4 separate regions of the Homo sapiens genome follow, and regions 1, 3 and 4 are each linked to region 2. The links are chromatin contacts, found by Hi-C or POLR2A ChIA-PET in ENCODE. All regions are on one chromosome and are shown on one strand. The core of a region is the stretch at or near the end of the contact, and the rest is flanking DNA. Distances in the headings are between cores, read along the strand shown.

What was found. A loop is a pair of places that touch in the nucleus more often than their neighbours do. ChIA-PET counts read pairs that join two places held with the same protein, here RNA polymerase II (POLR2A). Pooled maps may share reads with other maps.
Region 1: a map of CD8-positive, alpha-beta T cell shows a loop between it and region 2 (8-fold over the local background). The contact joins the promoter of ZNF431 here to the promoter of ZNF675 in region 2. A Hi-C loop is called at or near these places in 2 of 168 maps with a recorded cell type or tissue (CD8-positive, alpha-beta T cell and naive thymus-derived CD4-positive, alpha-beta T cell) and 9 of 50 pooled maps. POLR2A ChIA-PET finds 5 or more read pairs at or near these places in 1 of 52 experiments (naive thymus-derived CD8-positive, alpha-beta T cell).
Region 3: a map of CD4-positive, alpha-beta T cell shows a loop between it and region 2 (5-fold over the local background). The contact joins the promoter of ZNF429 here to the promoter of ZNF675 in region 2. A Hi-C loop is called at or near these places in 2 of 168 maps with a recorded cell type or tissue (CD4-positive, alpha-beta T cell and lower leg skin), 1 of 37 single-sample maps with no recorded cell type and 10 of 50 pooled maps. POLR2A ChIA-PET finds 5 or more read pairs at or near these places in 1 of 52 experiments (naive thymus-derived CD4-positive, alpha-beta T cell).
Region 4: a loop to region 2 is called in a map of naive thymus-derived CD4-positive, alpha-beta T cell, with 20 times the contacts of the local background. The contact joins the promoter of ZNF493 here to the promoter of ZNF675 in region 2. A Hi-C loop is called at or near these places in 1 of 168 maps with a recorded cell type or tissue (naive thymus-derived CD4-positive, alpha-beta T cell) and 7 of 50 pooled maps. POLR2A ChIA-PET finds 5 or more read pairs at or near these places in 1 of 52 experiments (naive thymus-derived CD4-positive, alpha-beta T cell).

What each region holds. Positions count from the first base shown.
Region 1 is chr19:21,140,480-21,143,304 of GRCh38, reverse strand. ZNF431 (zinc finger protein 431) reads right to left here and starts at 1,265. Exons shown (of 5, transcript NM_133473.4): 1 at 1,119-1,265. The coding sequence starts at 1,121. RefSeq lists an enhancer at 760-1,239.
Region 2 is chr19:23,685,937-23,688,636 of GRCh38, reverse strand. It overlaps ZNF675 (zinc finger protein 675), which reads left to right and starts at 1,425. Exons shown (of 4, transcript NM_138330.3): 1 at 1,425-1,606. The coding sequence starts at 1,604. RefSeq lists enhancers at 1,158-1,207, 1,498-1,887, 2,019-2,700.
Region 3 is chr19:21,504,165-21,506,864 of GRCh38, reverse strand. ZNF429 (zinc finger protein 429) reads right to left here and starts at 1,263. Exons shown (of 4, transcript NM_001001415.4): 1 at 1,091-1,263. The coding sequence starts at 1,093. RefSeq lists enhancers at 278-879, 575-934, 945-1,264, 880-1,482.
Region 4 is chr19:21,395,816-21,398,515 of GRCh38, reverse strand. ZNF493 (zinc finger protein 493) reads right to left here and starts at 1,383. Exons shown (of 4, transcript NM_001076678.3): 1 at 1,249-1,383. The coding sequence starts at 1,278. RefSeq lists a silencer at 1,106-1,344.

The DNA.
Region 1 (2,825 bases), core at 16-2,515, 2.5 Mb after region 2:
AGTATCAGGGGATTATTCTTTGCTTTCTTCTCATGGGAAATATTTACAGATATTTTTTTTAAAAAATCTTTTAAAAAACTTTTTGAAAAGCGTCATTTAATGCTTTGTCAAAAAATAATTAAAATACGGTATAGAAAAGTACACTAAAAGACAAATAGGCGATAACGTGAATTAGGGAGGAAAAGCTGGCATTTGGAAACACCAGAAGGAACTGGAAATTTAGTATCTTACTGCAAGCCAGAGGGAGGCTGGAGAAATGAGGAATGGGGGTTAGACTTAAGACCCTGCTTGGGACACAGGTGAAAAATGCAGCGGAAAATCAGCTCCCCATGGACTGTGAAAATAATTAAAAGGCAGGCAATTAGACGGAGGTGTCTTTAGTCCCTGGGTTCCTACTTTAAAAAAATCTAACTGACGTACATTTTTCAGTAAATTACTACATTGAGAGAAACAAAACTCAGCCCTAACCAACTATAAACTGCCAATTAACCTCTGATTACATAATCAGGAAATTTTCACCTTTATTGTACAAATTAAGAAACTATGTAACTCTACCTAACCAATTACTGAATTTGGTTTTCTTCATCATGCTTTTTATAAAAGTCTTTTCTTCAAGTCCCGCCCATGAAGCACAAATTACAAACCACAGCTGGGTGCTCCACAATTTTTGAATCACTCTTTGATTAAATTATTTAATGTTTTTATAGTGACTCCCATATATTTTTAACAGAAGACAAGAGGAACTGGGAACTCCACGGAACAAAGCTCTTCCCATTCATGAACCCGCACCCCGAGTCAGAACTGTCCCCTGAAGACCCTCCCGTGGTCCCTGCACAATCTGGGAAAGACGCGGTGCTGCGGGTGCAGAGCTGCCCAGAGAGGGCTCCAGGCCAGGGCACAGTCACTGTGCAGTGAAGAGACAGGACGCCTGGGGTCCCGACTGTCAGCACAGCCGCCATCTTATGGCTGGAGGGGACTGAGGCCGAGCTGGGCAAGGAGAACTCGGGGCGCAGACTGTGGAGCTGACTGCGGGGAGGCCTGAGTCCCGCCACAGCCACTTCCCACCGGTTACAACCAGCCCTTCCCCTCTCTCGGGATGTCCGACCCGGCACTCTCACCATTTCTAGGCTTTCAGGGGGTCCCGGTGTCTTAGCTGTGGGTCTCCCAATACCTGCAGGTCACAGGGCCACAGATGTTGGGCCTCTAGGAGCAGAGGACACAGAGCAGCGAAGGGGAGACCTGGAGCTCAGGCTGCGGCGAGAGACAAAGGCCCCGCCACATCCCGGAAGCCGTCCTGTCCGCTCCAGCTGCGTGCCTGATTGGACGGTTCCCAGCCTAGCGTCGCTGATTGGATAACGTTTAAAACCCCACCTTCTCAGGCCCTGAGTGACAGAAGATGCGAACAGATGCTGGGCTGAGTGAAGAAAGAGTGACAGCTTAGGCTGCCGTCTTTTCAGGCAGGGCTTCCTCCCAGAGCTTAGCCAGGCCCACCCCAGAGGGAATTTGTATTTAACCTTGTGTGTAAAGTCACATGCATTTATAAATAACATACTGTATGCCTATTCACAAATGAAAAGAATATAATAACAATTATTTTAAAATTTCGGATTTTATGACCTTCCCGGCTTCTGGTCTTTCAGCAGGCCGTCTGAAATTTTAGAACGGAGGTAATTTTCTGAAATAAAATGTGAGCCATATGTAAATTTTAAATTTTCTAGTAACCAAACTTAAAAAAAAAAAGTAACAGGTTGAATTGATTGTAACAATTTAATTAACCCAATATATCAAAAAATTTTCATTTTAATGTGTGAGAAATATGTGATTATTAATAAAGTATATAAATATTTGAAACTAAATCTTTGAAACTAACTCTGTATTTTACCTTTCTAGCACATCGCAGTTCAGACCAGGAACATTCCAGGCACTCAGGAGCCACACATGACCAAAGCTTCCACATTGAAGTGCAGCTCTGATGTCGGGAGGTGAAGGGCCCCAGCAAACCTTTTCTGCCAGAGGTGAAGGAAAAGCCTCTCCCTACCAACATCTCCCTTCAGTTCTGAGGGTGGAACAGATAGTGGCCATAGAAAGAGCAGAGGGCAGCAAGAACAAAATAACCACAAGGAGACCACTGATAGCCACCTGTTGCCCATTTTCTTCCAGAGATCAGACAGTGAAGAAAGAATGTTGGGGCCACAGGATAATAAAACTCTGTGTCTTCAGATCTGTCCACACTCTTGACCTCAAATGTTTAGATATGGAGAAAACAGATTAAAGGCAAAACTTATTTTGCTATTGGCCTTGGCCCTAATGGTCAGGCCGTAGTTATCTGTTTTCTCCTGTGGTGTGTGGGACTGTGTGGGTATAAGCACCAATCACATGCATACATGTCTACGTGTATTTCTGCATTACTCAACATTCTCTTACAAGTCACCCAACTTTAAATCAGGGGAAAAAATCAGTACCTATAGGGTGCCCACTGTTAGAAGGTAACTAGTAATCAACCTGTCATAGAATCCTGGTGTCCTATCTGCACGGGGTGCATGTATTAGTTAGCTATTGTAGCATAACAAATCGTCCAAAACTTATTAGTTCATAATTGAGATGGTCAGCCATTTAGGCTAGACTGAGTGGGGCCGTTCTTCTAGTCTCAGCTGAGCTCTTTGAGACACGTATCATCAGCTGCTTGTTGACTAGCCAGCTGTGCTTCTGGGGGTGAGCTTCTAGTTCTGGGGCTGTCAACAGGGCACCTTGCTTCTCCTTCCCATGGTATCTTATTTTCCAGCTGGCTAACATGGCTTTATTCAGGGAGATGGCAGCATTCTGAA
Region 2 (2,700 bases), core at 176-2,675:
TGTCACAAGGCCCTCTGTAAAAAAGGCTCAGGCAAGGGCCTCCCATTTTATATATGTTGGGCCTAGTAATATGTTCTATTGTGCAAAATATTCTGGGCCTGGGTAAAAGAAGAGAGCCACATAACCTGAATGCAGAACTTAGCAATATGTCATGATGCACCCTGTGGGTAGCGCCAATGCAAGAAAAAAGACTCACATTACCTTTATTCTTGACTTAAAGTCTTATGTCTTGTAAGAGAATATTGAATAATGCAAAAATACATGTAGACATGTCTGCGTGTGATTGGTGCTTATACTCACACAGTTCACCACACCACAGGAGAAAACAGATAACCACAGGCTGACCGTTAGGGCCAAGGCCAAATAGCAAAATAAGTTTGCCTTTAATCTATTTTCTCCATATCTAAACATTGGAGGTTAAGACTGTGGACAGATCTGAAGATACAGAGTTTTCTTGTTTTGTGGCTTCATCATTCTTTGTTCACTGTCTGATGTTTGGAATTAAGGTGAGCAACAGGTGGGCAGCAGTAGTTAATAAAATAACCAGAGGTAACCACAGGTCGACCTGTGGTTATTTTATTCTATCTGTCCTCTGTTCTTTCTATGGTCACTAACTGTTTTTTCCTTGGAATTGAAGAGAGATGTTGGTAGAGAGAGGCTGTCCCCTCACCTCTGGCAAAAAAGGGATGTTCAGGCTCTTCTTCACCCCCCTGACATCAGAGCTGCATTTTAATGTGGCAGCTATTGGCCACGTGTGGCTACTGGGTGCCTGGAATGTGGCTGGTCTGAATTGCAATGTGTTAGGTAAAATAGAGTTATTTTCAAAGATTTAGTTCCATATATGTGTGTGTGTGTGTGTGTGTGTGTGTGTGTGTGTATACACATATATACATATATATGTGTATTTCATCAATAATTTCATATTGCTCTCATACTAAAATGATAGTACTTTGGATATATTGGGTTAGATTGTTACAATCAATTCCACTTGTTTTTTTCTTTTTAAAGTTTGACTACTAGAAAATTTAAAATTCACATGTGGCTCACATTTTATTTGAGGATTGCCTCTTTTTAAAATTCTCAGGCTGCCTACTCAAAGGACCAGAAGCCAGGAAGGTCATAAAGTCTGAAATTCTAAAATAATTATTATTATATTATTTTTCTTTGTGAGTAGCCATATATCATTTATAAATGTATATGACCTTATACACAAGGTTAAATACAAATACCCTATGGGATGGGCCTGGCTCAGCTAAAAGAGGAAGCCCCGGCTGAAAAGGCTGCAGCGCAGGCTATCAGTCTTCACTCAGCCCAGTGTCTGATCACATCTTCTGTCACTCAGGGCCTGAAGGGTCAGGACCTTAAACGTTGTCCAATCAGGCACGCTGGGCTGGGAACCGTCCAATCAGGCACGCAGCTGGAGCAGACAAGATGGCTTCCGGGATTTGGCGGCGCCTTTGTCTCTCGCTGCAGCCGGAGCTCCAGGTCTCGCTTTCATTGCTCTGTGTCCTCTGCTCCTAGAGGTCCAGCCTCTGTGGGCCTGTGACCTGCAGAAATTGAGAGATCCACAGCTAAGACTCCAGGACCCCCTGGAAGCCTAGAAATGGTGAGAGTTACGGGTGCGACATCCCGAGAGGGGGAAGGGGCTGGTTGGAACCCGTGGGAAATGGCTATGGCGGGACTCAGGCCTCCCCGCAGTCAGCTCCACAATCTGCACCCCGAGTTCTCCTTCCCCAGCTCGGCTCAGTCCCCTGCAGCCATAAGATGGCGGCGCGCTGACAGCCAGCCCCGGGGCATCCCGTCTCTTCTCTGCCTAGTGACTGTGCCCTGGCCTGTAGCCCTCTCTGGGCAGCTCTGTACCCGCAGCGCCGCATTTCTCTCAGATTGTGCAGGGACCACAGGAGGGCCGTCACCGGAGAATCCTGACTCAGGGTGCGGGTTCATTAATGGGAAGAGTTTTGGTCCGTGGGGTTCCCAGTTCCTGTTTTCTCCTATTAAAATTTTATGGGAGGGCCGGGCGCGGTGGCTCAGGTCAGTAATACCAGCACTTTGGGAGACCGAGGTGGGTGGATCACCTGAGGTCAGGAGTTCAAGACCAGCCTGACCAACATGGTGAAACCCCGTTTCTACTAAAAATACAAAATTAGCCGGGCGTGGTGGCACATGCCTGTAATCCCAGATACTCAGAAGGCTGAGGCAGGAGAACCGCTTGAACCCGGGAGGTGGCGGTTGCAGTGAGCCGAGATGACGCCATTGCACTCCAGCCTGGTTAACAAGACCGAAACTCCGTCTTAAAAAATATATAAATAAATAAGTTAAATAAATAAATAAATTATGGGGATCACCACAAAAATATTGGAGAATTTAATCAAAGAGTGATTCAAAAATTGTGGAGCATTCAGCTGTGGTTTGGAGCTTGTGACTTTATGAGAGCAGCTTGAAGGAAAGACTTTTAAAGGTACATGATGAAGAAAACCAAATTAAATAATTGGTTAGGTACAGTTCATAGTTACTTGACTTGTACAATTAAGGTGGACATTTCCTGGTTATGTAATCAGAGGTTAATTGGCAGTTTATGATTGGTTAAGCCTAAATTTTTGTTTCCCTCAATTCAGTAATTTGCAAAAAAATGCATTTGAGTTAGAGTTTTTAAAAAATAGGAACCCAGGGACTAGAGTAACCTCCGTCTAATTGCCTGCT
Region 3 (2,700 bases), core at 14-2,513, 2.2 Mb after region 2:
CACGGAGGCGGAAGGTGCAGTGAGCCGAGATCGCGCCACTGCAGTCCAGATTGGGCAAGAAGAGGGAAACTCCATCTCAAAAAAAAAAAAAAAAAAACAAAAAACTAACTCAAATGCTTTTTTTTTTGTAAATTACTACACTGGGGAAAACAAATACAGGGTTAACTATTAACTGGAATTAAGCTCTGATTACATAACCAGGAAATTTTGTAAGCTGAAGATGGAAATTAAGAAACTACGTAACCCTACCTAACCAATAACTGAATTTGCGTTTTTGTACCATGCGCAAAGTCTTTCCTTCAAGCTCCTCCAAAGGACCACAAACTACATCCCACAGCTGGGTGCTTTACAATTTTAGAACCACTCTTTAATTAAATTCTTTAATATTTTGCAGTGACTCCCCTTTTTTTTTTTTTTTTTTGTTTGAGATAGTCTCATTGTGTCAACCAGCCTGGAGTGCAATGGCACAATCTTGGTCTCCTGGGTTTAAGCGATTCTCGTGCCTCAGCCTCCCACATAGCTGGGATTACAGATGCCTGCCACCACATCCGGCTAATTTTTGTATTTTTAGCAGAGAGGGGGTTTCACCATGTTGGCCAGGCTGTTCTCGAATGCCGGACCTCAGTGATCTGCCCGCCTCCCAGCAAACTGCTGGGATTACAGGCATAAGCCACCGCGCCCGGCCACTCCCATAGATTTTTAATAGGAGAGAATGGGAACTGGGAACCCCACGGACCAAAGCTCTTCCCGCTCATGAACCCGCATCCCGAGTCACTATTCTCACCTGACGCCCCTCCCATGGTTCTTGCACAATCTGGGAGAGACTGCGGAATTGCGCGTGCAGAGCTCCCCAGACAGGGCTACACGTCAGGCACAGTCACTGCGGAGGGAAGACAGGACGCCCGGGGCCCGGCTGTCAGCACAGTCGCCATCTTATGGCTGAAGGGGACTGAAGCCGAGCTGGGCAAGGAGAATTCCGGGCGCAGATTGTGGAGCTGACTGCCGGGAGACCTAAGTCCGCCACGGCCACTTCTCACGGTTCCGACCAGCCCCTCCCCCTCTCTGGGGATGTCAGACTCGGCACTCTCACCATTTCTAGGCTTCCAGGGGGTCCTGGAGTCTTAGCTGTGTATCTCCCAATATCTGCGGGTCACAGGGCCACACAGGCTGGGCCTCTAAGAACAAAGGACACAGAAATGAAGACGAGACCTGGAGCTCTGGCTGCAGCAAGAGCCAAACGCCCCGCCATATTCCGGAAACCGTCCTGTCGCTCCAGCTGCGTGCCTGATTGGATAATGTTTAAGACCCGCCCTCTCAGGCCCTGAGTGACAGAGGGTGATCAGTTGCTGGGCAGAATGAAGCGTGACAGCCTAGCTGCAGCCTTTTCAGGCAGGCTTTCCTCCGAGCTGAGCCAGGCCCACCCTAGAGGGTGTTTGCATTGAACCTTGTGTGTAAGGTCATATGCATTTATAAATATACTATATGGCTAGTCACAAATGAAAAGAATATAATAACAATTACTTTTAAATTTTAGCTTTTATCACCTTCCTAGCTTCTGGTCCTTTGAGCAGGCAGCCTGAGATTTTAAAAAGGAGGCAGTCCTCTGAAATAAAATGTGAGCCACATGTGAATTTTTAATTTTCCAGTAGCCAAACTTTAAAAAGAAACATGAAACACGTGGAATTGATTGTAATAATGTAACTAACCCAATATGTTTAAAGTATTATAATTTTAATATGTGAGCAATGTGAAAGGAAAATATCTTGGGCCCCCAAAATTACTAAGGAAAACTCAAGCTGGGAACTAAAGGCCAATCAGAAACTCAAAAGAATTTGAGTCCACCTATCTGTGACCTGGAAGCTCCCTCCAGCTTCGTGTCTTCCTGCCTTTGCTTCAAGTTGTCCCACCTTTTCAGACTGAACCAATGTACTTCTTACATATATTGATTGATGTCTCATGTCTCCCTAAAATGTATAAAACCAATATGTTCCCTGACCACCTTGGGCAGGTGTCCTCAAGACTTCCTGAAACTATGTCATAGGCGTGTTCTCAACCTTGGCAAAATAAACTTTCTAAATTAACTGATGTCTCAGATTTTCTGGGGTCACAGCAATATGTAATTATTAAGGCACTATATATATTTTTGGAACTAAATCTTCGAAACCAACTCTGTATTTTACTTTTCTAGCAAATTGCAGTTCAGACCAGGCACATTCCAGGCACCCAGGAGCCACACATGGCCAACAGCCACCACGTTGAAGTGCAGCTCTGATGTCAGGTGGGTGGAGGCCCTGAACATCCCTTTTCTGCCAGAGGTGAGGAGACAGCCTCTCTCTACTAACATCTATCTTCGGTTCTGAGGGTGCGATAGATAGTGGCCATAGCAAGGGCAGAGGGCAGCACAAATAAAATAACCACAGGTAGACCACTCTTTGCCACCTGTTGTCCACCTTTCATCCAGAGATCAGACAGTGAACAAAAAATTCTGGGGCCACAGGAGACAGGAGAAGAAAACTCTATGTCTTTGGGTCTGTCCACAGTCTTAACCTCTAACTTTAAGATATGAAGAAGGCCGGGCGCGGTGGCTCACGCCTGTAATCCCAGCACTTTGGGAGGCCGAGGTGGGCGGATCACGAGGTCGGAAGATCGAGACCATCCTGGCTAACACGGTGAAACCCTGTCTCTACTTAAAAAATAGAA
Region 4 (2,700 bases), core at 134-2,633, 2.3 Mb after region 2:
AACCCATGACCAGGAAAAAACCAAAGGGTGGCTGAGGACACATCACCCCATAGATTTTCCAAAGGAGAACTTCGACCCAAAAACATTCTGGTAACATCTCTGTGCCTAGACAAGATGAAAGCAAAAGAGACAGAGATTTACTACAATGCAGTGTCAGGGTATTATTATTTGCCTTCTTTTCATGGGAAATATTTACAAACAGATAACAAATCTCTTTAAATGCACCATTTAACCATTTAATGCTTTGCCAAAAAAATAATTAAAATATGGTATAAAAAAGTACAGTAAAAGACAAATAGGCGATAATGTGAATTAGGGAGGAAAAGGTGGCATTTAGGAACGTCAGAGGAAACTGGAAATTATCTTACTGCAAGCCAGAGTGAGGCCGGAGAAATGGGGGATTGGTTCCAAGACTCTGCTTGGGACACAGGTGAAAAATACAGCAGAAAATCAGTTCCCTGTGGAGTGTGAAAATAATTAAGTGGCAGGCAATTAGACTGAGGTATTTCTAGTCCCTGAATTCTTACTTTAAAAAAAAAATCTAACTCAGGTGCATTATTTTTAATTACTACATTCAGAGAAACAAAATTCAGGCTTCAGCAACTGTAAACTGCCAATTAAGCTCTGATTACATAACCAGGAAATTTTCACCTTTAACGCACATATTAAGAAACCATGTAACTGTACCTAACCAATTAGTAAATTTGGTTTCTTCATCATGCATTTTATAAAAGACTTTCCTTCAAGCCTCTCCCACAGACCACAAACTACAAACCATAGCTGGGTGCTCTACAATTCTAGAACCACTCTTTGATTACATTCTTTAATATTTTTGCAGTGACGCCCATAAATTTTTAATAGGAGAAAATAGCAACTGGGAACCCCACGGACCAAAGCTCTTCCCATTCATGAACCCGCACCCCAAGTCAGGATTCTCCCCTGATGACCCTCCCGTGGTCCCCGCACAATCTGAGAAAGACGCGGCGCTGCGGGTGCAGAACTGCCAGAGAGGACTCCAGGCAGGGCACAGTCACAGTGCAGGGAAGAGACAGGACGCCCGGGGCCCCGGCTGTTGGCGCAGCCGCCAACTTACGGCTGAAGGAGACTGAGGCCGAGCTGGGCAAGGAGAACTCAGGGAGCAGATTGTGGAGCTGACTGCGGGGAGGCCTGAGTCCCGCCACAGCCACTTCCCACCGGTTCCGAGCAACTCCTTCCCCTCTCTCGTGATGTCGGACCCAGCACTCTCACCATGTCTAGGCTTTCAGGGGGTCCTGGCATCTTAGCTATGGATTTCCCAGTATCTTCAGGTCACGAAGCCACACACGCTGAGGACACAGAGCAGTGAAGGGTAGACCTGGAGCTCCGGCAGCAGAGAGAAACAATGGCCCAGCCACATCCCGGAAGCCGTCCTCGCCGCTCCAAATGTGTGCCTAATTGGACGGTTCCCAGTTCTGCGTGTCTGATTGGATACGGTTTAAGGGCCCGCCCCTTCAGGCCCTGAGTGACAGAAGATATGACCAAATGCTGGGCGGAGTGAAGAAAGAGTGATAGCCTAGGCTGCAGCCTTTTCAGGCAGGGCTTCCTCCCTGAGCTGAGCCAGGCACACCTTAGAGGGTATTTTCCCTTAACCTTGTGTATAAGGTCATAAGCACTTATAAATAATATATGGCTATTCACAAATTTAAAAAAATAATTATTTTAAAATTTCAGCTTTTATGACCTTCCTGGCTCCTAGTCCTTTGAACTAGCAGCCTGAGATTTTTAAAAGGAGCCAATCTTATGAAATAAGATGTGAGCCACATGTGAATTTTAAATTTTCTAGTAGCCAGACTTTAAAAATAAAGAAGGGCCGGGCGCAGTGGCTCACGCCTGTAATCCCAGCACTTTGGGAGGCCGAGGCGGGTGGATCGCCTGAGGTCAGGAGTTTGAGACCAGCCTGGCCAACATGATGAAACCCCGTCCCTACTAAAAATAAGAAAAAATAACCAGGCGTGGTGGTGGGCGCCTGTTATCCCAGCTACTCGGGAGGCTGAGGCAAAATAATCGCTTGAACCCGGGAGGTGGAGGGAGGCAGAGGTTGCAGTGAGCCGAGATCGCCCCACTGCACACTCCAGCCTGGTCAACAAGAGTGAAACTCCATCTCAAGAAAAAAAAAGAAGAGAGAAAGAGAGAGAGAGAAAGAAAGAGTGAAAGAGAGAGAGAGAGAAGGAAAGAGGGAAGGAAGGAAAAGGAAGGAAGGAAAAAGAAGAAAGAAAAGTGAAGAGAAGAGAAGAAAGAAAATAAAAGTGAAAGAAAAGAAAGCCGGGTGTAGTGTCCCATGCCTGTTATCTCAGCACTTGGGGAGGCCGAGGCAGGCGGATCACCCGAGGTCAGGAGTGCAAGACCAGCCTAGCCAACATGGTGAAACCCCGTCTCTACAAAAATACAAAAATTATCTGGGTATGATGGCAGGTGCCTGTAATCCCAGCTAATAGAGAGGCTGAGGCAGGAGAATCACTTAAACCCAGGAGGCAGAGGTTGAGGTGAGCCAAGATCACGCCATTGCACTCCAGTCTGGGAAACAGAGCAAGACTCCATCTCAAAAATAAAAAAATTTTAAAAAGAAGGAGAAGAAACAGGTGAAATTCATTGTAACAATTTAATTAACCCAATATATCCAAAATATTATCATTGTAATATGTGAGCAATATGTAAAGATTA